Regions from separate parts of the Homo sapiens genome. Here all the other regions are linked to region 1. Evidence: chromatin loops called from intact Hi-C (ENCODE). Cell type or tissue: tibial artery. All regions are shown on one strand. Each heading gives the region's core, and the rest is flanking DNA. Links, peaks and the distances in the headings are about the cores only.

Region 1 (7,800 bases), core at 1,430-6,429:
CCGAAATCTCCTTTTCCCCCTTCACAACCTTCTATCCTTCTGTTTGGCTTCTTTGGAGCCCACCCTGTTTTTCGGTCTTTTCAAGAACTGTCAAGTCTGTGTTCATCCATCTCATGTGTTTACTTCTTTCTTTATCCAGTTTTGATTCCTGATCCATCATTCTGATCTCCTTCTTGCAAACACCCCTTCATTCCCCCTGTTTCTCTCATCTTATATCCTACAGTGCTTGTCTGGTGAAACCCAGGCTCAGTTAAACCCAACCATGCAACTGGACTGGATTGCAGAAAAACACACAGCGCTGGTAAGTGGCTTTTCTTTAAATTAGAGAGCACAGATTTCAGACAGATGCACACCCATGGCTGCCCAGCAATCCCACTCACTAAAAGGACTATTCCATAGTGTCTTTCTCTTCAAACCTCCCATCTCCACCCTCTGCTTTCTTCCCTTCAGTCTCAGGGGATGACCTGGATCAGCCTTTGTTGAGAAAATAGAAGCAGTAGGATGAGAGCTCACTCATTTCCTACCAATCTGTGCCCCGTGCTCTTGGCCTCCCTCCCTGTTTCATCGTGTTCCTGCTTCTATCAAGGCCATGCTGCCACGTGTGCCCTAGACTGCCGTTCCCACCAACCCCAGTCCCACACCCAAGCCTGCCCCCTCCATAGCCTTCTGCATCTCTGTAAATCATTACACTCTCAAGTCACTTGGGCCCCAAACCAGAAGTCTTAGTTTTTCTATTAATAGTTCATTCATTCTTGTATCTAAACCATCTGCAAATCCTATAGGATTCAAAAAAAAGTCCAGTATCTGACATCCTTTGCCACCCCCCCGGGCCAAACCACTGTCTTCTCTCACCTGGATTGTTGCAAAGGCTACTTATATTCATCATGTTTCAGTTTAGCTACATAGAGCTGGAAAAAAAAAACCGCAAATTTAAAAACCAGTGGCTTAAACAGAAAAGAACTTTATTTTTTTTTCTCTCTCTCTTTTTTTTTCCTTTTTGAAACAGAGTCTCCCTCTTTTGCCCAGGCTGGAGTTCAGCCACGCAATCTCAGCTCGCTGCAACCTCCTTCTCCGGGGTTCAAGTGATTCTCCTGCCTCAGCCTCCCAAGTAGCTGGGATTACAAGCGTGTACTACCACACCTGGCTAATTTTTGTATTTTTAGTAGAGACGGGGTTTCATCAAGTTGGCCAGGCTGGTCTCGAACTCCTGACCTCAAATGATCCACCCACCTCGGCCTCCCAAAGTGCTAGGATTACAGGCATGAGCTACCATGCCTGGCCCATTTCTCTCTCATGTGAAACGAGTCCAGAAATAGGCCGTCCAGATTTGGTGTGGTATTTCTATGCTATCCTCAGGGACCCACCTGAGCTTTCTGTTCCACCATCCTCAGCATGTGGCTTCCATTTTAAAGGCCGTCTTATGCAATGTAATCAGCATTTCAAAAAGGTATGAAATCTTCATACCTCTTTGATATGTTCATTGCAGCATTGTGCACAATAGCCAAGATATGGAATCAACCTAAGTGTCCATCAATAGATGAATGGATAATACTATTCAGCCTCAAGAAGGAAATCTTGTCATTTGCAATAACACAGGTTAATCTGGAGGATATTATGTTAAAGGAAATAAGCCAGACACAGAAAGACAAATACTACATGATCTCACTTATATGTGAAATCTAAAAAAGGCCATCTCATTGAAGCAGAGAGAGGAATTACAGTTAACAGGGTTTAAGGAGGGAAGGGTAGGGATTGAGGAGATGTTGGTCAAAGGATACAAAATTTCAGCTAGGCAGCAGGAATAAATTCAAGAGTTCTGTAACGTAGTGACTATAGTTAATAACATATCGTATCGTATACTTGAAAAGTGTTAAGAGAATAGATTTTAAGTGTTCTTACCACAAATAAATGATAAGAATGCAGAAGGGGAGAAAAACAAAACAAAACAAAAAGATCTCCTTATGGTTGCAGATGGCTGCTAGAGTTCCAGCTATTATGTCTATGTTCCAGGTTGGCAGCAGAAGGAAGCAAAAGAGCAAAGAACTCCCAACTGAGTAGGCTCTTTTTAAGCAGTGCTCCAAAGTGTGCTATAAATCTACCTTCTTATAGGTCATTGGCCAGAAATTAATCACATGACTCTGTCTAATTGTAAGGGACAGGGGACAGAGAGTATCTAGGAAATCTAGACTTTAGCTGGGTGCGTTGCTGCCACAAATAAGAATCAGGGTTCTATTGCTAAAGAAAGAAAGGGCAGATGGCTACTATGTGGCAATCAGCAATTTCTGTTGTTCCTCCTGACTGGTCTGCCTGCTCCCAGCCTTTCACCCCATATTCCATTCTCCTCAGAGCAGCCAAAATAGCCATTGCTGCTCAAAACTTGCCAGTGGCTTCCAATGCACTCAGAGTAAAAGGCAGCATCCTAGAGTAGCCTCTGAGGTCTTACTCAATCTGGCTCCATTGTTTCTCTGACCTCATCTCTTATCACTTTTCCTGCTCACCCTTACCTATCCTCATTCATCAGACAAGACAAAAACTTGCTCCTCTATTAGGACCTTTGCTTTCACACTTCCCTCTGCCTAGAAAGTTCTTTTCCACACCTCTGCATGGCTTGACTTTTGACTTCCTCCCAGTTTTGCTCAATGTTGCCTTATCAGAGGAGTTTTCTGGGACTACTCTCTATGTAATGCACGTGTGCATCCACATTCCTTATTCTCTTGACCTCTTTAGCTTTCTCCATGGAATGTACCATAATCTGAAATGTTAGTATTTTGTATGTGTTGTATATTTCTCCCCCCTAGAAAACAAGCATCTTGAAGGCTATGATTTTGTCCCATTTGTTTATTGTTTTATCTCCAATACCTAGAATAGTGCTCACAGGTAGTGATCACTCAAGAAATATTTGTTGAATAAAAAGATGAGTTTTTTATAGGAAGAGTCTGATGTTCGGTGAGTCAAATCTCATTGATTCCGTGGTCGGCCAAGTGCGGATGAGACGTGGAGGTCCTAGAAAGTAGGCCTCCGTGCTGCGAGAACATTCAGATAATCATCAAAAGAATTGTTTGCAGTTGAAGATGTATTCACTGAAAGAAAGGGTGAATGAATGAATGAGGCCCTCACCACCTCCGTGACCCCTAATTAGCAATGCAGCTACTCCCTGTGATCATGAACGCCTCATGGAATCATAAAAGAGATGAGTCTATTGGCTTTGCCTGGTGTTGCCATTCCCCTTGGCAGAGAGGCTGCTGCTCTTTAGGACTGCTGTTCATTTCAGGGATTGGGGCCATCAGTCTCTTGGAGAACCAAGCTGTCTGAGCTTTGACCTTGGAAAAGAAAGAGAGAAAGAAAGAAACTGGAGAGTTGCTCTGGTTTGTGGGGCAGAAATGCACTGAAAACCATCTGGGAAGGTAGTGCTTGCCTTTGCCTGAACAGTGTCTCAAAAGCATATCTGACCAGAGTGTATGATCTAGAGGCACATTTGGATGGGAGGATTATAAAAACTGCACTTAGTAGCCAATAAGCTATTGCTTATATTTAAACTCCTATGCAATGACACAACTTTTGAAAACTCAGCTTTTAACTTATGCTTAACAACAACTGTATTTCAAGTCAAAAGTGCACTGCACAACTGGTCCCTGAGACTGGCCAGTGTGACACTATTAGCCACCTAAAGCCTCTTTTGGAAACAGTCTCAGTACTGTCTCTATTTTTCCTGAAGTATAATGGACCATTAGTATAAGCAGAGGGAAAGGAAAAAAAAAAAGTCAAATACTTACCGGTGGCTTTCATGTTATTCTCAGTTGCCTCTTACCCTGCCATGAGTAGAATCTATACAGTTGAATCTCTGACTAACCTTAATTCCTCATTTCCAAGATCCTTGTCAATTTACAATGTTAAGCTAGTGCTCTTCTCATTTTAGAGGTCATTGTCTGGTGTTAATGCATAAACGCTGAAATCGATGTAGAAGTGATATCCTTTTTCCTTCCTTCCTAACAATGTCATTAATCCTTGTTCAATGGGCACATTACATATCTTCCTGTCCTTTTAGAAAAAAAATATTACTCAAGCTTTGCAAAGTACTTTAAAATAATTTTTTGAAGAACAGCCAAATACTAAACTATGACGATAAGAGTCAGCCCTCTAGTGAAGAATCTTAGTAAAGATTCCCAAGGTCATTTTAGTAGAAAAGTTAAGAAAATATTACATTGTGAAGCATAAACTTTCAGCCCTGAAAATTACTAACCTTCTGACCTAGAGTCAATTACTTAATCTCTTTGTGCTTTCATTTTCTCTTCTGTCAAGAATGGATGATAAAGCCCGTACTCCTGGGTTCACAGGGCTCTGGTCTGGTTCAAAAGCGCGCTTACCTGGCTGGGAAACTACATCACCAGCTGGCTGCTTTTCTCTATGGTACTTGCTGTGAAGTGGTCCAAGACATTATTCCACCCAGAGAAATTGGACTGCAGAATGATGGTACTGCAAACTCTTATTTAAAAAGTAGGCTGGGCACGGTGGCTCACGCCTGGAATCCCAGCAGTGTGGGAGGTGGAGGTGGGTGGATCACATGAGATCAGGAGTTCGAGATCAGCCTGGCCAACATGGTGAAATCCTGTGTCTACTAAAAATAGAAAAATTAGCTGGGCATCGTGGCGGGCATCTGTAATCCCAGATACTTGGGAGGCTGAGGCAGAAGAATCGCTTGAACCCAAGAGGTGAAGGTTGGAGTGAACCAAGATCGCACCACTACAGTCCAGCCTGGGTGACAGAACGAGACTGTGTCTAAATAAATAAATAAATAAAATAAAGAGCAGGCAATTTGAAGCATGGGAGAAACATGGGTCTTGATCCACAACTTATATGGGAACAAATGTGATTTGGCAAGTAGCCTGAGTAGATTCTGAGCCTCATTGTCATTACCTGTGAGATACGGTAAAGCACATAGCATCCCGTGATGGGATTAAATATATTTTAAGTGTGGGTACATGTAAGTCAGAATACATGTAAGTCAGATTATTTTTAAAGATAAGAAAACTAGAATCTAAATAAATTACATAATCTGCACAAATTTGCATTATTTGTGACTGACATCACCAGAACTCAAATAGAGATTGCGCAAGTCCATCTCTAAACCTTTTTTTTTTTTTTTTTTTGAGATGGAGTCTCGCTTTGTCACTCAGGCTGGAGTGCAGTGGCGTGATCTTGGGTCACTGCAACCTCCATCTCCCAGGTTCAAGTGATTCTCCTCCCTCAGCTTCCTGAGTACCTGGGATTACAGGCACCTGCCACCATGCCCGGCTATATATATATATATATATATAATATATATAATTATAATGTATTATATATATATTTTATATATAAAATTTTATATACAAAATATATATTTTTATATAATATATATAATATATTATATAATATATTATATAATATATTATATATATAATATATTATATAATATATTATATAATATATTATATATTATATAATATATAATATATATAATATAATATATAATATATTATATAATATATAATATATATAATATTATATGTATGACATATAAAAGATATATTATATATAAAATGTATGACATATAAAAGATATATTATATATAAAATGTATGACATATAAAAGATATATATAAAATGTATGACATATAAAATATATATTATATATAAAATGTATGACATATAAAATATATATTATATATAAAATGTATGACATATAAAATATATATTATATATAAAATGTATGACATATAAAATATATATTATATATAAAATGTATGACATATAAAATATATATTATATATAAAATATATGACATATAAAATATATATTATATATAAAATATATGACATATAAAATATATATTTTATATAAAATATATAGTATATAAAATATATTTTATATATAAAATATATAGTATATAAAATATATTTTATATATAAAATATATAATATAAAATATACAATATATAAAATATATTTTATATATTATATATTATATATAAAATATATTTTATATATAATATATTATATATAAAATATATAATATATAAAATATATATAATATATATAATATATATAATATATTATATATAAAATATATATATATAATATAAAATATATATTTATATATATATATATATTTGTATTTTTAGTGGAGATGGGGTTTCGCCATGTTGGCCAGACTGGTCTCAAAACTCCTGACCTCAGTGATCCACCCACCTCAGCCTCCCCAAGTGTTGAGATTACAGGCGTGAGGCACCGTGCCCGGCCTCTAATACTTTTTCCACAATAAAATGGATTTCATTTTGGCCACTGACCTCCTCTGAGTATTCAACAAACCTATGAACCTACCTCCTAGAAAAATGAATGTATCTTCTGTATATAATTTCAGCACACCCATGGACCTTCTAGGGGTCCATGGACTCAGATTAAGAACCTGAGCACTAAAGGCTGTGGTCTCTCCTGAATATGCCTGAGTGCATTTACTAAAGGAGAATCTAATTTTTTGCCCTTATGTCAGAAGAGAAAAGCAGATTTTATGGTACTAAAGCAGTCTGGAAAAAGTCTTTAAAAGAAGTTGGAAATATAGAATTTTTATTCACACATTCATGGTCTTTAAAATACTCCTGGGGTGCTAAAGAGGTTCCAGAATTGGAGCTGTATTCAGACATACATTCATTCAGCAGATCCTTACTGAGGGCCCAACGTGTGCCTGGCCCGGGATTTGCAGTGGGGCCCAAGACAAGCCCTGCTCCCATGAAATTCACATCCACCGTGAGGGGAGATGGATGGCGAATAAACAAATATATTATGCTAGGTAGTGTTAAGTGTTATTGAGAGAATAAGACAGGGTGATGCGACTAAGAGTGATGGGTTGAAAGGAGCAGTCTACTGCAGACTGCGTGGACAGGGACAACTTCTCTAAGGAGTTGACCTTTGCAATGTGACCTAAAGGATGAGAAGGATCTTCCTGGGGAAGTTCTGGGGCACAAGCATTTCATGCAGAGAAAACATCCATTTAAGGTCTTTCTGCCTCATATCTTCCCTAAAATGGAAATAGACTTGGTATGTGCCACCGTGATGGGAGTGGGTCATTGAGAAAACAGGTGACATGAGATGAGGCTGGAGAGGTGGGTGGTGCCAGTCCCTGTAGGGCTTTGTAGACCAGGGTAGAGAGTTTGGGTTTTATTCAAGGTGAGATGGGAAAGGGTTCAATGATCAACATGAGCTGATTCATGTTTTTAATTCATCACTTAGGGTGCTGTGTAAGGTTGGCTTGTTGGCAGTGAAAGTGGCAGTAGGAAGATGAGTCATCCAGTAAAATGGTGAGGCTGGCTGGGCTCAGGCTGGTAATGGGGAAGACAGAAAGAAGTTAAACTCAGGATGTGTTTTTTTGGAGGTCGAGGGTATAAACTTGTCAACGAAGTGGATGACGGGAAGTGAGAGAAGAACTAAGCTAAGAATGATACCTAAGGTTTTTGTCAGAGCACCTGGAATGATGCTGAAGCTATTTCTCTGTTTCTTGAAATGCAGAAAACTGAAGCAGGAGCAGGCTTGGGAGAGGGACATGGGTGGCCAAAGTAACCAAGAGTTATGATCAACTATGTTAAGTAGGCAACTGGATATATGAATTTGGAGCTCCAGGGAAAGGTCATGGCTAAAGACATAAATTCAGAAGTTATTTCTATCAATGTGGTATATAAAATCACATAATTGAATAAAATTACCTAGAGAAGCATGTAGATGGAAGGAATAAAAGATGGCACAGGACAAAGCCTTCAGGAAGTCCAACA
Region 2 (7,800 bases), core at 1,295-6,294, 160 kb after region 1:
TGTGATACCATCTCAAGCAAGTCAGAATGAAGATTATTAAAAAGTCAAAAAACAACAGAATGCTGACAAGGTTGTGGAGAAAAAGGAACACTTTTACACTTTTGGTGAGAGTGTAAATTAATTCAGCCTTTGTGGAAGACAGTGTGGTGATTCCTCAAAGACCTAGAGGCAGAAATACCATCTGACCCAGCAATTCCATTACGGGGCATATACCCAAAGGAATATAAATTATTATAAAGATACATGCAATAATTGTATGTTCATTGCAGCACTATTCACAATAGCAAAGACATGGAATCAACCAAATGCCCATCAATGATAGACTGGATAAAGAAAATGTGGCACATATACGCCATGGAATACCATGCCACCATAAAAAGGAATGAGATCGTGGTTTTTGCAGGGACGTGAATGGAATTGGAAGCCATTATCCTCAGCAAACTAATGCAGGAACAGAAAACCAAGTATTTCATGTTCTCACTTATAAGTGGGAGCTGAATGATGAGAACACATGGATACATGGTGAGGAACAAAACACAACTGGAGCTTGTCAGAGGGTGTGAGGTGGGAGGAGGAAGAGCATCAGGAAGAATTGCTAATGGATGCTGGGCTTAATACCTAGGTGATGGTATTTCTGGTAGTTAGGCATGAGTGGATCAGGAGAGGGCTCTTTTCCACCCACTGGGAATGTCGAGTGATGGTTTGGCAGTTATCACATTGCCTTTCTAAAAGCAATGAATTGGAAGCCAGTGCCAGGAAGGAGCCATTTCCTGATGGTCAACACCTGCCCAACTAAAGTGCTAATTGGATTCATATGCCAGGGAGAAACAACTTCCCAGCACATGCATTAAGACAAAATGGTGGAGTATGACCTTCCGAGGGCATACCGCCAGCAAAGGGAAGAAAGTCTCAGATGGTCATGCGTACAACTTCCTAACCACACTGTACGTGCTCTCCTCCCAACGGTAAGGAGGGCACTGTGCATGCTGGCAGCCCACCCTAAGGGAAGAATCATGGGAAAGGGGCCAGCCTGGAAAGTCCTAGGATCAAGGTTAAACAGAGCACTTGATCTGAGTGCCCACTTGGGTCTCTTCCAAGCATAGTTTTCTTTCTTTCTTTCCTGTTCTAAAGCCTTTTAAAATAAACTTCCGCTCTTGTTCTGAAACTCGCCTTGGTCTCTTTTTCTGCCTTATGCCTCTCTGTCTAATTCTTTCTTCTGAGGAGGCAAGAATTGAGGTTGCTGCAGACCCATACGGATTCACCTCTGGTAATTCGGATACCTTCCACCAGTAACAATGGGATGATCTGGGCAGCAAACCACCATGGCACACATTTACCTGTGTAACAAACCTGCACATCCTGCAAATGTACACCTGAACTTAAAATAATAGTTGGGGAAAAAAATTTTAAGTACGATCCTCCCCCCCCACCAAAAAAAAAAAAAGAAATCTGTGAGAATTCTTCAAATGTGACACGAAGACATGAAGTGAGAACATGCTGTTGGAAAAATGGTGCCAATAGACTTGCTGGATGCAGGGTTGCCCCAAGCCTTCAATTCGTGAAAAATGTAGTATGTGTGAAGTGCAACAAAGCAGAGAGCAATAAAATGAGGTATGCGTGTCCTTGATGATCTTATCAAGTTTGAGGAGTGAGCTCCCTGGCTTAGTCAGGGAACCACACGTGGAGGGTTACAAGCTATGTCAAAGGACTAGGGGATAAAAACCAAGCACAGTACAAATGGTTTTTAAGAGCCTGCATCATTCAGGAAGTTGCCAGAAGGAAGTGAGGACTTAAGGATAAATATTAATCGTGCTGGCATAAAAACAGACACACAGACCAGTGGAACAGAATAGGGAGGCCAGAAATCAATCCAACATATATGGTCTACTAATTTTCCACAAGGGCACCAAGAGGATATTTGCCTCTTCAATAAATGGTGCTAAGGAAACTGGATTTCTACATGCAAATAAATAAAATTGGGACTTTATCTTACACCATACATACAAATTAACTCAAAACATATAAAATACCTGCATGTAAGACCTGAAACCATAAACTTTTTAGAAAAAAATGTAGGAGACAAGCTCCTAGACATTGGTTTTGGAAATGATTTTTTTTTTTTTTTTTTGAGATGGAGTCTTGCACTGTTGCCCAGGCTGGAGTGCAGTGGTGGGATCTTGGCTCACTGCAAGCTCCACCTCCCGGGTTCACGCCATTCTTCTGCTTCAGCCTCCCGAGTAGCTGGGACTACAGGCGCCCGCCACCACGCCCAGCTAATTTTTTGTACTTTTTTAGTAGAGATGGGGTTTCACCGTGTTAGCCAGGATGGTCTTGATCTCCTGACCTCGTGATCCGCCCGCCTCGGCCTCCCATGATTTGTTAAATATTACACCAAAAGCTCAGGCTACTAAAGCAAAAATAAATAAATAAATGGGACTACATCAAACTAAAAGGCTCCTGCACAACAAAGGAAAAAACCAGCAAAATGAAAAGGCAACCTACAGACTGGGAAAAAATATTTGCCAACCACATATCTAATAAGGGGTTAATGCCCAAAATGTATAAGGAACTCTTACAACTCAATAGGAGAAAAACAAATAATCCAATTAAAAATGGGCAAAGGACTTGAACAGAATTTTCTCCAAAGAAGACATAAAAATGGCCAACATGTATATGAAAAAGTGCTCAACATCACAATCAGGGAAATGCAAATTAAAACCACTATGAGATAATGCCTCACACCTGTTAGGGTGGCTGTTATCAAATAGATGAGAGACAACAAATGTTGATGGGAGTGTGGAGAAAAGAAAACCGTCGTACATTGCTGGTGGGAATGAAGATTGGAACATTATAAAAAAAACAGCATGGAAGTTCCTAAAAACATTAAAAATAAAACTATGACATGATCCAGCAGTTCCTCTTCTGGGGATATACCAAAAAAGAGATGAAATCACCGCCTTGTAAAGATATCTACACTCCCATGTTAATTGCAGCATTATTCATCATAATTAAGAGATGGAAACAACTTAAGTGTCCACTGGAGGATAAATGGATAAAGAAAATGTGGCATATGTATATCAGTGGAAAGTAACCACTATACTATCTATACATGTCTCATAACATCATGTTGTAAACCTCAAATATACCAAATACAATTTATTTTTACTAAAAGGATAAGCAAATCATAGAGAAGTGGTTGAACTCCTCCCCCAAAAAGCACACATACAGGTGCTCCAAGGCAGACCAAAGCACACAGCCTGGGCTGAGAAGGGGACTAGGTCCCTAAGGGAAGACGTTGGGACAAGAGCCACTTACTCTAATCCTGTGGTGTCAAAGCAGGACCTGAATATGCCAGGCTGGCCAGTGGGGTCCACAGAAACTGAAGAGCACATGTCCAGTCCAGCCTCACAGCTGCCCTGCAAAAATTTGGGGTGGCTCTTGCCAGATTTACCTATTTTTCAATAGAAATGGAAACACCGGACTCTTCATTCTAAAATGTTGATACTTAATGTTTACAAAACGTTAACACTACAAGTGAAACAAAACATGTGCATGGGCCAAATTGACCCCAGGTAGACAATCTATGACTCAGGATTAGGTCCACATGGCACAGTCACCTACAGAGAATTGTCTGTGTCAAATCGGAGTCCGGCAGCCACCACTCAGGACGCTTTTCTATGCATGTACAGATATTCTTTACTTGTGAGTTGGGAGGGCTGATGCCCTGGATCTCAACAAACATTAACCAAAACAGATGAAGGTGACATGGTGATGGATTACTGCTGGGACTGTCTTCATCATGAGGTGACGTCCTCATTCTTCCCTAAGGCAGGCAGAGCTCAAACAAAGTCGCTGCCTCATTTCCACAGAACTCCTTGCTGCTTGGAGGGCCGCTGCCTCCTTCACACTGTCCCCAGGAGCAGCGCTGTGGAGCTGCCCCGTGTCACTTGAAGGGCGTCAGCACCACTGTGTGGTCAGGCTTCATAGCTCCGCACAGGCTGCTGGAATAAACCAGAACCCAGAAAATGTGATTTTCTTAAGTTGCATTGATGACAACTGAATTGAATTGAATTAAAAATACAATTAGCTTGATATGTATACAAATTCAGTGGGAAATGCTTTTGTAGATTCAAAGAATCTTTTGGGGAAGTAGGTAACCCATGCCCAGCCTGAATTTCTAAATTCTTGTATACATTCAGAATGATGAGTACCAGGTTTTCTGAATCACAAAGCTGAACGTGTGAGCAAGAGGTCCAAGGGCACACATTTAGACTTTGCTTCAGGAGTGGGAATTCCCCTCACCAATAACCACATGAATCTCAGGGCAGAGTTGGGGGAAGAAAGTTAAGAACCATATACACATAAAAAGAATGAGCTTATTAAGGAAAAAAATAACTTTACTTTAAAAATTATTATTTTAAATTATTAATTATTTAAAATCATTTGATTAAAATTATTAAATATTACATATGTTTAAAATATAAATTATGATCTATCTTAATTTCTGTTTAAATTAATTAAAATATTAAATGATTATATGTATCAATCTTCATAATTATTAAAATATTGTTTGTTTAAAATGAATAACAACAGAAAACAAACTTCATAAATATCAAAAACAACAGATTTCTTCTATAACAATATAGATCATTGTATAGATGTGTTCAAGAAGAGAGGGAACAAAAGAACTGGGGGTGAAATGGGAAAGAAAGACAAGGAGTTTTGGGGGACAAATATAAAACTGTCTATGGTTAAAGACTCCACTCCTCCAAGCTGTTGAAGCTGCCAACCAGATGGAATTCTTAGCGAGCCATTAAGCCTCTTTTAGTCCCAGCTTCCTTTCCTGCAAAAACGGGAATTACATAGCTGACCCTATCTGTCTACCAAATATGCTGTCAAAAGGCTTAATAGGATTTTTGTGAAAGCATTGGAAAATTATAAAGTATATAAGACATTATGGCATTTACAATAATATAGCTTTAGTAATATACATGGAAAAAAACATAGAAGAGGACAAAAGTAGATTGAGGGGGCCAAAGAGTGGCATGGGTGGCTCTTCTGGTTCTGCCTGCTGTGATGTGGCCATCAGAACAAATTTTCTCCAGCTATCTCTTGCCTGTAAAATTCAAGTTGTCTCAGTAGTCTTTTGAATGGTCCTGATCAGCTTTATTTCAGACTTTATACTTTACATTTTACTTTTATTTTTCTGAATCTCACCCTGTTGCCCAGGGTCTCACTCTGTTGCCCAGGCTGGAGTACAGTGGTGCGATCACAGCTCACTGCAGCCTCCACTTGCTGGGCTTAAGTAATCCTCCCACCTCAGCCTGCCGAGTAGCTGGGACTACAGGCACACGCCACCATGCTTGGCTAATTTATTAATTTTTTTGTAGAGATGAGGTCTCACTATGTTTTCCAGGCTGTTTTCAAAATGAAGCTCAAATTATGCACCCGCCTCAGCCCTCCAAAGTGCTGGGATTACAGGTGTGCGCCACTGTACCTGGTCCAAAGTTGACATTTTAAATAATGCCTGTCCTGACATGGAGTGTTGAAAAGTGTTACGTGTATGAAGAAATTTAGACATTTACATTGATGTGAACTTTGAATTTCTGTGACATTGAAGATTCCTTATCCATTACTTTTTATCAGAGATTGTTTTCCTCCCACTGTAAGTGCCTAAGAGTTAGATTCAGGATCAGCCTTTGCTTAGTTACTCTATATTATTGCTTGTATAGCTTAAATGTATGTATGGCAGTTCTAAGGAAGAACAGTGTGTAGGTAAAAGCAGCCTGAAACCATGAAATTCAGGATAGACACAGCCTCCTTGACCCACAGTTACTCTGGTACAATGACACTGTCAAACACTACTTTCATCTTATCACTTCTTATGGTTCTCCAGTGACTTAAAGGAATCCAAACTCTTTGTGGCAAACCAACCTCTTAACTGTCTTGCTCCAACCCACTTTTCCATCTAGTTCTGCAATCAGCCTAGGATAATACAGCATAACACTATATAGCAGCCCAGAAAGCAAATGGTTTAGACTGTATGTGGAGAATGGGCACTACAGGGGGGTCTTTAGAGAAATATAAACAATAATAAAATGATAGACCATCTGATATTCTTCAGCATTTACAAAAATCCATTGATAGCTAAATAATCCAAAGCAGAAAAAAAATTAAGTCTCAGTATATAGAAAGGAAAACCATGATAATTTCAGGAAAACAAAACATTTTGCAAGAATGAAAACATGATAATAGTGTATTACTTAGGTTTTGCAATCAATGTTATTTACAGGAACCTACTAACGTCAATTACCTGTACCTTTATTGCTTTGGCTAAAAGTGGGATATAACTACCATGGGATTGGAAAGAAAGGAAGAAGGGTAGGGAATAGAGAAGTACTAAATTTCCATCTAGCATAACAGAAAATCAATAGATAATGTTCCAGTTAACAAAAATAGTTCTGTAAGTATACTATTTAGAAATCTAGAAATAAATGTCATCTCGTTCATTATACCGATTATAAAGGTCTATTTTCATATTCTAGATACTCAATTTGAAAATGTCTTGCTTTTCCAGGAAGCTTTACACAGCCAATTGCCAATTTCTCAAGGCACCCTATACACCTAGGTTAAGGTTCTTTGTTTCAGAAAATGGATCTGAGTGCCTATTTTGAGTCTTTTCTTGATAATTTTGAATTCTTTGGACCAACTTCTTATAAAATATAAACGGTTTTTTTTCTACCATATCATTATAGAGTTGACAAATCACTCTGGGACCACTTGTCCATGGTGTCACTTTCTGGTTGGTTGTTCATTGGGCTTGCATGATGAGTGTTGACTTGTCTATTCCATGAGGATCCTTTCAGTGAAATTCGGCAATATGATCTTGAAAACCACTTCCGTGGTCACATAGAAACAACAATGCCTTGGAAACTCACCAGAGAACAAATGAATGAGGGACACTGTCACCCCCTGCCCTGCGATGTTGTGGAACTCTTTCCTTGGGGTTGGCAGTGACATGAGGCAACTGACCTAATGATAGTGTCAGTGGTGGCCCCTACATATAACATTAGTCACAATTTGTTTATTTTTAATATAAAGATTAAATATGCACAGACGTTCTCTATTTTTACCCTTCATTCTAGTGAACTGCCTTTCATACCCCACTCTGGATTGCAAGGTGTGTCTTTAAAGGGCCAATCTCCATGCTCTGCTTCTCAGCATTTTGCAAAATGTCCCTGAGTCAGAAGGGAGGGAGCATGGGCCACTGAGGTCTCTGAAGGAAAAATGGAGCTTTGGCCAGGGTGGAGCAAGGGAGTCATTTCCTTGAGTTCTTTTGCTTTACCTTAAAATTTTATGCAGTTTGTTTTCTATTTAAGAATGTTATACCTATGCATGCATTAAGCAAACACATTTGCATCAAACTCAAAGTGATAATTCAGGCAGAAGCCTGCTTGTTGTTCTAGTATCTCGTTTTTGAAGCATATCTGTAGGATAAAGGAATAAGGGTGATTTGAAATTATCACTAAGGAAAGCCAGCTATTGACCAAATTCATTCAAATGTCCTCCAGGAAATATTTTTTATTTGAATCACAATGGCAGTTTCTTACATTTTCTTTGCCCTCAGCCTATTCTCCCATTTTTCTGGCACCTTCATCAGGAGCTTCCTGTGGTAGTCAGCCTCCCATGGCCCCCAAAGATCCTCAATCCTGGATGTCTGTGCCTTGCTCAGACCCCTCCCATACTGAGCCAGGGCTGCCCTGGGTGGTGCATTCAATACGGGGAAGGTGATGATGCATA
Region 3 (7,800 bases), core at 1,066-6,065, 210 kb before region 1:
TCTCAGGACCACACATGCTGTGGCCAGCCAAATGAGAGCCCTCCTTGTTCCTTCCTCACACTAAAGCCTGACCAAGTCCAAGCTCCAGTTTAAGTTCCCTCTTTCAGAATGTTCTTCTGCTACTCCTTGTGTGTCTAAATACTAACCACTCTTCACCTCTGGCTAAAATATCTACCCCTCCAAGTAGCCTTTCTGGATAGCCCTTTTCATTCAACATCCTTTGATCTCCCCTCTGTATCAGGCAATGTTGCTCAGGGTTATGGCTATAGAGATGATGGATTTGGTTCTTGCTGTTAGGAAGCTGTCAGAGTCTTGTGGGTGAGGTGGACTAAGAGGCAGGTACAATCATGTGATAACCACCATGAGGTAGATGGTAGATAAGTGAAGCACCTCTCTCTACATTCAGATGGAGAGGTAATGCTTCCCCAGGGAGGTTTCCCTCAGTAGTCTGGAAGGGCCTAGAGGAGTTAGCCAGGAAAGAAAGGGATTCATGGCATTGCAAATAATGAAGAGCAGATACAAAAGGCAGAACATAAAATGATACGGCACCAAGGAACTGCAGGAGTTCAGTGTGCCAGAGGTGTTCAGTGATCCGAGATGGGATCAGCAAAGTAGCAGGTGAGACTAGAGAATCAGGTAAGAGTCAGGTAATGGAGGGCACTGCAGATCACAGCAGGAATTCTGACATTTATTCTGTGGGTGATCAACAGCCAGAAAAAATTCTTTTTTCCAGATCTGAGGACAGGGTGGAGAATGTGAAGAAGGGTAAGGATTAGATACAGAAGCACAGCCAGGAAGACTGGGCAATAATCCCAACAGCAAATGACAATGGCATGAACTGAGGTCGTGGTTTTCAGTGTGGTCCCCAGACCTGCAGCATCAGCATCACCCGAGACTTGTTAGAAATGCAAATTCTCAGGATCCGCCCCAGGCCTTCTGAATTAGAAGGAACTCTGGGGGAAGGGGTGCCAGCAGTCTGTGTTTTGCCAAGCCTTCCAAGGGATGCTAAGGCACAAAAGTGTGAGAACCACTGAAATAAGTCAATGTAAGTAAGACAGAAGGGGAGGTTCCGGGAGGGTTAAGGAGGTGACTACCTGCCAATGGAAGGGAGGCAGGGCAAGTGGCCAAGAGAGCTTCCTTCCCAGATTCCTGGCTAGGACAACCAAATACGTGATGGTATCCATTCATGGAGATGGGCAATGCTGGGGGAGGAAAAGATTTGGCTGCAGATAAGGGGGGAAATGGGCTTGGTTTTGAACATGACCTTCCATAGCAGTGCATCTGAAAATTCTTCAGGACATGCACTTTCTACATTACATTGTAGTTGAGTTTGTGCACGAGTCTGAGCTGAAATGTAAATTCTGTGAGGGTTGGGGGCAGGCTTTATCCCCTAGAAAGCCTACTCAAGGTACTTGGACAGAACATACACCCCACAAATATTTATGAAATGAAGCTATCATCTTTAGAAATCCTTTTTGGAGTCAAGAAATGTATAGTTAACTGAAGACAGAATTATCTAGCACTCAGGCTATGAATTTAGCCTTTCTGAGACAGACCCATATGTTCATTATCCTGGTGTCACATGGGGCAAACAGTCTTACCATTATAACATCCAGGACATAACACCATCAAACAGACTCCCATTTTCTGAGTGCACCAAGGTGCTCTTTATACATATGGTGTCATTTAATCCTCACAAGAACCCCATGAATAAGTAATATTATTATTATTATTATTATTATTATTATTATTATTATTTTGAGACAAAGTCTCTGCTGCCCAGGCTGGAGTGCAGTGGACAAGAAACCCACGGATAAGTATTATTATTATTATTATTATTATTATTATTATTATTATTATTTTGAGACGAAGTCTCACTCTGCTGCCCAGGCTGGAGTGCAGTGGCGCAATCTTGGCTCACTGCAACCTCCCCCTCCCAGGTTCAAGCGATTCTCCTGCCCCAGCCTCCCCAGTAGCTGGGATTATAGGCGCCTGCCACCACGCCCAGCTAATTTTTGTATTTTTAGTAGAGACAGGGTTTCACCATGTTGGTCAGGCTGGTCTTGAACTCCTGACCTCAGGTGATCCACCCGCCTTGGCCTGCCAAAGTGCTAGGATTACAGGTGTGAGCCACCGTGCCCAGCCATGGATAAGTATTATTATCCCTACTGTAGAGGTTAAGAAACTGAGGCACAAAAGGCTGCATTGGTTGCTTAAAGCCTTATCCACACAAGAGGTAAAGCCAGGATTGAAATCCAAGTCTTTCCAAACCCTAAATCCTGTTTTTTATTTACTGGCTGCAATCTATTCACCATTCCCACCGAGATTTGATCTATACATAACCTTTCAAAATGGAAGGAACAGATTGGTTAGCACAAAAGTCTGGAGAACAAAGAAGGTTTATGGAATATAAATTTTCTTCTTTTCTTGTGATGTGCTGAAAATTTGAAAGAAAGTTCTAACAGATGGAAAAGCATTATGAAATAATACAAAAATAAAAGCTTTAAAATGCCAGAGATAATACTTTTTAAAAGTTCTAGGTGGGAAAACTGAGTATATATCCTAACAAGAACAGAAAATTAATTTTAAATACTAAAAAAGATAACTATGTAATGAAAGATACCTAAAAGAAAAAAATCAGATCACAGCATATCAGTAAGTAATTCCTAATCTTTTGCTTTCAACCTGACTGGCTGGGATGGTGCAGCAGAAAACCTTTACCTGCAGTTCTACCAACACAGTCAGACTTTGCTCCTGACTTCTTGGCAAATATTTGTCAGCAGAGGCGGTATCTAACCCTACGTGGTTCATAAGTGAATTCTGTGTCACTCATGAACACCTAGACGTCTTACAATTTTGCAAAGCATTTTACAGAAAGGACATGTTTTTAACATATCAAAGCAAAATAAGGAGTAGCTCACAGGAAGAGCCTTGGCCCTTGAACCTCAGAGCCTGGGAAGATGGCTGGAGGCTCCGGTGACCCTTCCCTCTTCCCACAGTATGGGGTAGCCCTTGTAAGCAGGAGGCAGGATGGCCTGCGGGAAGCAGTCAGCGCAACACACGCCTGCAATGAAGAAGAAGTCCACCAGGGGGAGCAATGACATGATCAAGGCAAAGAGCCTGGGTCTCAATTACAGAGAAAATCTCATGGCTGCAACTGGAAGGAAAGGAAAAACTTATTTTATTTTTGCAGGCCTTGCTGCTTCTTCCTTGTTTTTCTTTTTTTTTTTTCCACCAAGTTTCTATTAGCGGACTCAGTTTCTGTGTGTAGGGCTCCAAGACTAGACGTCTGCAGGGCTGTGTGAACTAATCCCTGTGGCATGGAAAGGGACCAGGCTCCTCTCTTTGGTTTGACTCTAAGGTCCAGTTGGAGCACTCTCATGCCTGTGGACACTGTCCCCACTCCTATAAAGTCGGGAAGTTCTGACGGTCATTCTAAGCGAGGCTTTTCCAAAACATGTCAAGCCAGAGAAAGGTTCCTGGGATAAAGAGAGAGGCTCATGAGGAGACAACACTTCATAAATCTTCAGGGACGCATGGAGTCTTCAGGGGTTTGAGAGAGTCTCAGGTGACAGCGGGATTTTCCTAGCGTAGTAAAGGATTCACTTCAATAAAAGGAAAACTTTCTAATAATCAGAGGCTTTTGTGAAATCATTCCTTGCTAGGGCTGTGCGTGAGGACCTCTTCGGGAGTTTTTCCCCTGCAAAATACAAATAACTTTGGCTCTGCCTTTACAAGTTTAGCTCTGTATTTTGCAGTGGGACCTGAATACACATATTGTGAGAACGCTCCCCAGCAGATTTTGGTGCCTATCGTGATTAAGAACAATTTTTTATTAACCCATGTATGCCTAGTGTTCCATTATTGGAACGCTAAGCATGTGGGAGTTATTTACATCCTACTGCTCAAGGTCATTGCCAAGGTCTGATTGCAAAAATTTAAAAAAATTGCTACCTCAGGCATAAATGGAATAGCTTCCCACTGTCTACAGAAGAAAGTTCCAACTCCGAAGCCCAGCATTTAAAGTTCGGGATTTGACCCCCGTTTGCTTTCAAGTCTTATTCTCCCACATTATTCTTAATTTACACTATATTTTAATCAGATTCCTGTACACACTTATTCCTCCTTCTAACATGGGGCAATAATGCTTTCCTAACAATGTTGCCTCGAGGATTAGAAATAGGGTGCACTAATATCTAGTGGGCTGTCTGGGGTTTAATACGCACATTAATACTAGGTTCTCAATAAATATTCATCAAAGTGAATGAACAAAAAACAGAGAAATCTGCTGTAAAAATGAATGAGTGCACCTTTTTTTTTTTTTTTTTTTTTTTTTTTTTGGGATGGAGTCTCGCTCTGTCGCCCAGGCTAGAGTGCAGTGGCGCAATCTCGGCTCACTGCAAGCTCCACCTCCCAGGTTCAGGCCATTATCCTGCCTCAGCCTCCCAAGTAGTTGGGACTACAGGCACCCGCCACCACGCCCGGCTAATTTTTTGTATTTTGTTTAGTAGAGACAGGGTTTCACCATGTTAGCCAGGATGGTCTTGATCTCCTGACCTCGTGATCCGCCCGCCTCAGCCTCCCAAAGTGCTGAGATTACAGGTATGAGCCACCGCACCCGGCCTTTTTTTTTTTTTTTTTTTGAGATGGAGTCTTGCTCTGTCGCCCAGGCTGGAGTGCAGTCGTGCAACTTCGGCTCACTGCAACCTCTGCCTCCTGGGTTCAAGTGATTCTCTTCCCTCAGCCTCCTGAGTAGCTGGGATTACAGGCGTGCACCACCACGCCCATCTAATTTTTGTGTTTTTAGTAGAGACAGGGTTTCACCATGTTGGCCAGGCTGGTCTCGAACTCCTGACCTCAGGTGATCCACCGCCTCGGCCTCCCAGAGTGCTGGGATTACAGGCGTGAGCCACCATGCCTGGCCCACCTTCTTGATTAAACAGAGGCCCGATTAACCATGCCTTAGGGATCCCTGTAGCCTGTAGACTTTTACAAACTTAACATGATTTTTTTAGGTGAGTTGGGTTTTTTCCCCCTAAGTCTCACTGCTTTCTAGCCACCATTCAGACTTGAAACTTGCAGGGGGCAAGAGCAACAGGAGAGGGAAATTTAAAATATTGTAAGGAAATAGTGTTTTGATAAGGAAGCTAAAGCTATCTAGGGCACATGGGCATAGGATCTCTCTCTCCTCCACCCTTTATATAACTCTTCAAGGTTTTAATAATTTGAATAGCTGTTGGAGGGTCAGAACAGATGTTACGTTTATAGTGATATAGTAGCCTTTACTGTTACAACTGGTGGGAGGATGTGGACTTGCCTAGTATTTCACAGACAATGAACTGGAGTTCTGCAGAATGCAAATGAGTCACAAACACTCATTAAGACTCCCCTGAACAATGAAGACTGCAAAAACGCTAGGTGAAATCCAGTCAAACAGTTTGTTTGCAGTTTTGTTTTTAATTTTCGAAGTCTTCAAAATGCGAATAATCATCGTGAATTGATTCATTCGGGACAAGGCACGCAACATTTACCAAATTTATTGAACCATAATATTTTTTTTCTTTCAATGTCTTAGAGGACTAGGATTCTCAGGAACATACCTAGGGCAATGCTGGTATGATGATTTCGACAGAGCTTCTTAACCCTGGCTGCATCATAAAATCTCTTGTGACACTTCATTAAAGAAAAAGTTTTCTGGGCTCTACCCCAGAATCTCCAGGAGAAGGGCCACTGCAACTCTAGGTTTTAAAAGGCTCTGCTGAGATTCTGCTATCCAGCTAGAGGAGATAAACACTGCATGATGAGAATGGCTTTTGGATTAAGGAAGGCCTAGGTTCAAGGCCAAGAGCCACTGATAGTCATTACAATGTATTTGGAAAGTTACAATCTGATTGTCTTAGGTGTCTCACCCATAAAACAGGGAATCATACCCACTCAGTAGTATATTTTTAGGTCCAAAAAGTTCAATGAAACAATGAAGAAAAACAATGCAGGTTGTAGGTGCTGTATCCAACACGTAATCCTCAGTTTCAACAGAAATAGAAATAGTAAAATTATGTGCCTTCTCAATATGCTGGTAACTTTTGCTTTTCTTTAAAGAGAATGAAAGTAATTATGGATTCTCATAGTTGTAATACACCTGCAGCACTCTGACCTTTCTTGTATTTAGAGCAATGCTCAGAAAGATGGTGTCACCTCTTAACCAAAGATGGTTATGTGTTTTTTTGGCAATCACATGCCATGTCTTCTGGGGAAAAAAATTCCCTATTTTTCAAAGCTGTATATAATCTCCATTTTTCAAGAGATAATTTAAGCCAGCTTAAGACCTGAAATCTAGTTTTAGGGCATAAATGCAATGATGTCATCACAGGTTTGCATGATGAGCTGTGCGAAAGTCCAACACTTGCCCAGCAGCCATTGCCCATGCTCTGCTGTTGAGGTGATATTTCCCAAAATATGAACTTCAAAGGTATTTCTATTTTTATAAGGACAGATGTAGTGGGATTTTTATAGGCATTCTAACATTTGGTGTCTTCACACTCCCTTTCCTTTTTAATAATCCCTTCAGTGTCTTGTTCCATTTAATAGATTTAAAAAATTTAGCTCTGTGTGTGTGTGTGTGTGTGTGTGTGTGTGTGTGTGTGTATGATCACAACTACCCTCCAGAGAGCAATGCATGTGTGAATTTGACTGTGGCCCAGAGAGGTGCCTTTTTGTATGAATGAAATGGAATAGATAATCTGGTCTTAGAAATGGATAATATTCCAAAGTTCATTTGTAAGTCAGTAGTTTGAAACTTGGAGCACATTTTCTCATAAAAGAAATTCTCTACACGGTGGATAAAGTCCCAGGCCAGCCCACAAGAGCCTGTTTAAGTCATACTGCACCTGAAGTGGAATTGTTATTAACTCTAGAGGACAATGATTCTATGGGAACAAATTTTCAGAATTCTACCATTTATAGGTGAGAACAACTGACTACAATTTCCACTAGTCTTCTAAACCATTTCCCCCTTCATTCCTCTAATAAATTACCAAAAAAGGAGCTATTCATACCACAAATTATTTCTTGAATATATATTAAAATAATATTTTTTCTGTTTATGCACGTTGAAACTTTAATAAAAGCAATACAAGGACAAAAAAAGTGTTTCTCTAAATGTTGTTGAACTTCAAACTGGGTTTCTTGTCCTTTTATTTCCTGGCTTCTCTCTCTGCATGCCAGAGCCAGATGGCTGCGGAGAGGTAATAGTTACTGTTATTATGTTTGTTTTCACATTAAAATTATATATTTGTTTTTTCTACCTTATCTTTACCTTTGCCATGCGTTTTTAAAACTGCCTTACAATTTAATAGAAATCTGGAATAATGAAGTTATGAAATATATTCTAGGTCACTTTGACCACAGGAATCAGAAATGTTTCAACTACACAATACACAGATTATGCTAGAAGTTGTACAAATATATCACAGAATCACAGGGCTGGAAAGAATCTTAAAAGACTGTCTAGTCTCTTCTCTGGCTTCCAGACAAGCCAACCATTCCAAACAGATGAGAGCTAGCCTATATTTTAGAAGAGAAGGAAGACTTTGTCTTTAACCCTTTCTGGATCTAACAATCTATACATGGTTAGTAAATTGCTGTTAATTTTTATTCTAAATTATTCCATTCATAGTTACAAGTGTATTTTACTTTTTCATGTTTGCTCCTCATAGGAAACAAACTAGGTTGATCTCTATAAAATCCCAAGGCACATTTAAATACTGTACTTTGTGTTCTTTCTTCTAACAATTCCTGAAC

What was found. Peaks named below come from ENCODE experiments on the same cell type or tissue, not always from the same donor. Only the 100,000 strongest peaks of a DNase experiment are listed, where the experiment ranks them.
Region 2: it touches region 1 in a loop (2.8-fold over the local background); 34 of 110 quality-filtered maps call a loop at or near these places.
Region 3: it touches region 1 in a loop (3-fold over the local background); 102 of 110 quality-filtered maps call a loop at or near these places.

What each region holds. Positions count from the first base shown.
Region 1 is chr6:148,736,485-148,744,284 of GRCh38, reverse strand. LOC124901425 (a long non-coding RNA gene) reads left to right here. Exons shown (of 2, transcript XR_007059806.1): 1 at 1-301. Among named protein-coding and RNA genes, the nearest start is that of UST, 6.6 kb to the left of the region's middle. In tibial artery, for the core only: a CTCF peak has its summit at 4,081; no DNase peak of the experiment used is centred there.
Region 2 is chr6:148,574,510-148,582,309 of GRCh38, reverse strand. No RefSeq gene overlaps it. Among named protein-coding and RNA genes, the nearest start is that of UST, 170 kb to the left of the region's middle. In tibial artery, for the core only: a CTCF peak has its summit at 3,979; a DNase peak (open chromatin) is centred at 3,889.
Region 3 is chr6:148,943,354-148,951,153 of GRCh38, reverse strand. All of the region lies in intron 3 of UST (uronyl 2-sulfotransferase), which reads right to left. Among named protein-coding and RNA genes, the nearest start is that of UST-AS1, 17 kb to the left of the region's middle. In tibial artery, for the core only: a CTCF peak has its summit at 3,065 (motif pointing right); a DNase peak (open chromatin) is centred at 3,053.